Linked DNA regions of Homo sapiens: region 1 is linked to region 2. Evidence: read pairs that join two places in POLR2A ChIA-PET (ENCODE). Cell type or tissue: Panc1. All regions are shown on one strand.

The links. ChIA-PET counts read pairs that join two places held together with the same protein. Peaks named below come from ENCODE experiments on the same cell type or tissue, not always from the same donor. Only the 100,000 strongest peaks of a DNase experiment are listed, where the experiment ranks them.
Region 1: POLR2A ChIA-PET joins it to region 2 with 8 read pairs; 5 of 35 experiments call an interaction of 5 or more read pairs at or near these places.

The regions. Positions count from the first base shown.
Region 1 is chr16:3,705,560-3,708,059 of GRCh38, forward strand. All of the region lies in intron 1 of TRAP1 (TNF receptor associated protein 1), which reads right to left. Among named protein-coding and RNA genes, the nearest start is that of TRAP1, 11 kb to the right of the region's middle. In Panc1, no CTCF peak of the experiment used is centred here; no DNase peak of the experiment used is centred here.
Region 2 is chr16:3,647,783-3,650,282 of GRCh38, forward strand. It overlaps a transcript of DNASE1 not described here. Among named protein-coding and RNA genes, the nearest start is that of DNASE1, 5.7 kb to the right of the region's middle. In Panc1, no CTCF peak of the experiment used is centred here; no DNase peak of the experiment used is centred here; H3K27ac peaks cover 357 bases.

The sequences.
Region 1 (2,500 bases), 58 kb after region 2:
AAAGTCTTTGGGGTTCATCCACATATAGCATGTATCAGCACCTCATTCCTTTTTATAACTGAAGAGCACTCCGCTGTATAGATTATTTTTTTCCATTCATCAAATGATGGGCAACTGGGTTGCTTCCAAATTTTTTGTGAGACAGAGTTTCACTCTCGTTGCCAGGCTGGAGTGCAATGACATGATCTTGGCTCACTGCAACCTCTGCCTCCCGGGTTCAAGTGATTCTCCTGCCTCAGCCTCCCGAGTAGCTGAGATTACAGGCATGTGCCACCACACCCGGCTAATTTTATATATATATATATTTTTTTTTAGTAGAGACGGGGTTTCTCCATGTTGGTCAGGCTGGTCTCAAACTCCTGACCTCAGGTGATCGGCCCACCTCGGCCTCCCAAAGTGCTGGGATTACAGGCGTGAGCCACCAGTCCCGGCCCTTTTTTTCTTTTTTTTTTTTTGAGACGGAGTCTCACTCTGCAGTGGTGTAATCTCCGCTCACTGCAACCTCCAATTCCCAGGGTCAAGTGATTCTCCTGCTGAGGCACCCGCCACCACGCCCAGTTAATTTTTGTATTTTTAGTAGAGACGGGTTTTGCCATGTTGGCCAGGCTAGTCTCAAACTCCTGACCTCAAGTAATCCACCCACGTTAGCCTCCCGAAGTGCTGAGATTGTAGACATGAGCCACTGCACCAGGCCCAGCTTCCAACTTTTTACTGTAACTTTTGTTTTGGGGTGGGGTGGGGGTCTCACTATGTTGCCTGGAGTGCAGTGGCTGTTTACAGGCACTGTCATGGTGCATGGTAGCCTCCAACTGGCAGGCTTAAGCGATCCTCCCACCTCAGCCTCCCAAGCAGGTGGGATTAGAAGGGCGCACCACCACTCCTGGCCTATTTGCACTCTTTTTTTTTTTTTTTTTTTTTTGAGATAGGTTCTTGCTCTTTGACCAGGCTGAAGTGCAGTGGCACAATCACAGCTCAATGTAGCCTCAAACTCCTGGGCTCGAGCAATTCTCCCACCTCAGCCTCCCAAATGGCTGGGACCACAGGCATGTGCCACCACACCCAGCAATTTTTAAAAATTTTTTTTCGAGATGGAGTCTCACTATGTTGTCCAGGCTGGCATTCAACTCTTGGCCTCAAGCAATCCTCCTGCCTTGGCCTCCTGAAGTGCTGCAATTACAGGCATGACCAACCGCACCCAGCCTCGTTTCCACCTTCTGATGGACCTTCAGATTGTTTTCATTTTCGGGTTATTATGAATAATGCTGCTATGAACATTCATGTGTAGGCTGTTCTGTGGACATGTTTTCATGTCTACAAGGTATGTGCCTCAGGGTAGAACTGTGGGGTCATATGGTAATTCGGTTTGACTGTGTGAGGAGCTGCAAGAATGTTTTCCTGCAGAGGTCGCACCGTTTTACATTCTCACCAGCAGTGTGGGAGGGTTCTGATTTTTCCACATCCTAGTTATCCATTTTGTATCACCTGTTTTTTTGTTGTTGTTTCTTTAATTTTTAATTATAGCCACCCTAGTGAGTAGGAAGTGCTAACTCACTGTAGTTTTGCTTTGCAGTTCCTAAACTGCCAGGCATCTTGAGTTTTTAAAAAAAATGATTTAAGAGGAAATCTTTTTTTTTTTTTTTTTTTGAGGCGGAGTCTCGCTCTGTCGCCCAGGCTGGAGTGCAGTGGCGGGATCTCGGCTCACTGCAAGCTCCGCCTCCCGGGTTCACACCATTCTCCTGCCTCAGCCTCCCAAGTAGCTGGGACTACAGGCGCCCACCACCACACCCGGCTAATGTTTTGTATTTTTAGTAGAGACGGGGTTTCACCATGTTGGCCAGGATGGTCTCAAACTCCTGAACTCGTGATCCACCTGCCTCAGCCTCCCAAAGTGCTAGGATTACAAGCGTGAGCCACCGCGCCCGGCCTTAAGAGGAAATGTTTCTAAACAAAATATATAACCCAAAAGGCCATAAATATAAGGACCACATAAAAATTTAAGTCAAAAGACAAACACCCGGGTGAGGTGGCTCATGCCTGTAATCCCAGCACTTTGGGAGGCTGAGGTGGGTGGATCGCCTGAGGTCAGGAGTTCGAGACCAGCCTGGCCAACATGGTGAAACCCCGTCTCTACCAAAAATACAAAAATTAGCTGGGAGTCGCAGCGGGCATCTGTAATCCCAGCTACTCCAGAGGCTGAGGCAGGAGACTTGCTTGCACTCGGGAAGCGAAGGCTGCAGTGAGCCAAGATCGTGCCACTGCACTCCAGCCTGGGCAACAGACAGAGCGAGACTCTAACTCAAAAAAAAAAAAAAAAAAGACAAACACATTAAGAAAAAAACTGGGGGCCAGGCACGACGGCTCCTGCGTGTAATCCCAGTACTTTGGCAGGCAGAAGTAGGAGGATCACTTGAGACCAGGAGTTCAAGACAAGCCGGGGCAATATAGTGGGACCCCATCTCTAAAAAAAATGTTTTTTAATTAGCCAGGCATGGTGGCACAT
Region 2 (2,500 bases):
CACTTGAACCCAGGAGTTGGAAAGCAGCCTGGGCAGCACAGTGAGATCCCCACCCCATCTCTACCAAAAAAGAACAATTTTTTTTTTTAAATTAGCCAGGTGTGGCTGGGTGCAGTGGCTCACACCTGTAATCCTAGCACTTTGGAAGGCTGAGGCGGGCGGATCACTTGAGGCCAGGAGTTTGGGACCAGCCTGGCCAACATGGCAAAACCCCGTCTTTACTGAAAATACAAAACTTAGCCAGGCATGGTGGCGCACATCCGTAATCCCATCTACTAGGGAGGCTGAGGGAGGAGAATTGCTCAAACTTGGGAGGCCGGAGGTTGCAGTGAGCCATGATGGCACCACTGTCCTCCAGCATGGGCAACAGAGCAAGAACCTGTCTCAAAAGAAAACAAAACCAGGTGTGATGGCACATGGCAGGAGGCTGAGGCAGGAGGATCCCTTCAGCTCAGGCTGCAGTGCACTACAATTGTGCCTGTGAAAAGCCACTGCAGTGGCCGGATGCGGTGGCTCACGCCTGTAATCCCAGCACTTTGGGAGGCTGAGATGGGCGGAACACAAGGTCAGGAGATCGAGACCATCCTGGCTAACATGGTGAAATCCCGTCTCTACTAAAAATACAAAAAATTAGCTGGGCGTGGTGGCGGGCGCCTGTAGTCCCAGCTACTCAGGAGGCTGAGGCAGGAGAATGGCATGAACCCCAGAGGTGAAGCTTGCAGAGAATGGTGTGAACCCCAGAGGCGAAGCTCGCGTGAACCCCAGAGGCAGGCTGCAGTGCAGAGCCAAGATCGCGCCACTGCACTCCAGCCTAGAAAGAAAAGCCACTGCACTCCAGCCTAGACAACGTAGTGAGACCCTGTTCCTAAAATAATTTCTTTAAAAACAAAACATAAGGACCAATAAGAGCCATTACAAACTTAAGAGTTTACTATTAATACTTCCCAGTTATGGGTCAGTGTTCTGCTTTCCCTGATTGCCTCTTACATAATTTGTTACACAAATGTCTGTTTGCATGAATAAAAGATTGGATGTTTTATAGGATCTAAGGTCCATACATTTTGTTTATGGATATATCTCAAGTTTTATTATCATTTAACATCCATCTCAAAATGTGAACTTTTTTTAACCTATGAGTTCTGCCTCTCTTCTTCTTTTCATTTTGAAATCTATTGATGAGCCTGTCCTTTGCCATCTACGATTTCCCAGTCTGGGTCGTACCGTGTCCCCATGGTGCTGTTGAACGTGAGCCTCTGTCCTTGTATTTGCTTTAAGTTGTCATTTAGATCTAGAGGTTTGATCAGATTCAAGATTGTTTTGGCAAGAACTCTCCTAAGTGCTGCTGTGTGTGGTCTTGGATTAGAAGGGACAGAGGCTGTCTTTTGTGATGTTAGCAGCCACTACATCAGGGCTGAGATTAGGGACGGCAAAATGGTGACTTTCAGGTCTAGCATTCCTTCCTCGTGTATTAGCTGGAGTCCACCTATCTAAAGAGAGCCTTCTCGAGCTATGGGTTACTGGGCAGTCCTTTTTGCATAGGAAAGGCAGAATACCGCCTTGATCCTTTGACTTTATTTGCCTTTTTGCAGAAGAACAAGTTGAGTTCCTAGCATCCCCCTAAGGTGGCTGATAATTATTTTATGTCAACATGAACTTATGTATTGAAACACAGTGATATGTTTAATCTGTTGCAATTATTCTTTTCAGTAGCAATTTGTAGAACTGAGAATTTCTTTGTGACAGAACGTTGAAGCAGTGGTGAATGATGAAGGATAGAAAAGAAGTTATATTCAGTAAAGTAGGAAATCTAACTCAGGCATATGCATTATGTCAGATCAGAAGCTTCACACTTTCTCAGTTGAGAGCACTCTTGATTAAGGTTCAATAATTATTTTAATAGTAAGCCAAAAGAAATCCCTGATAGTGGTGCCGGAGGAGACAGGTTGTGTTTTTATCTTGTGGCCTGGGTAGTGTCCTGGGACCCTCTGCCCCATCTGAGTCAAGTGTTGTGGGATAAAGGAATCTCTCAGGGCGAGGAGCTTCTTAAGTTAAATCGGTAGAAATTTAGGCATGACATGGGCCTTCAAATGTGTGAGGAGCTGTATCATTTTATTTCTCGGTGTGTTTTCCCCAACTTCTAGTTGATAAAAAAAAAATTCTTAAAGAGTTTTCGTATGTGGGAGCTAAGGTGGTCTTGTAAAATTTCAAGTCATCCTTAAATAAAATGACCCGCCTGAGAACTTGCTCCCGCTAAGTGGCGAAATCAACTGGAGTTGGTTCCTACAAGTTTTGTTTATTCTAGTTTTGTTTGTAAGTAGGTTGTGTGAGTTAATTCATGGATATTTACTATATGTCTTTTAAATTAGAAAACATTTGTTATTATGTATGTCCTTTTAGATTTTACCTGCAGCTCATACTTTGAAATCATCACCCAGTAGTGTCTTACTCTAGCATCGTCTAAATCTGAGCATCATCTGGTGGAATCTTAAATTTCAGTAGA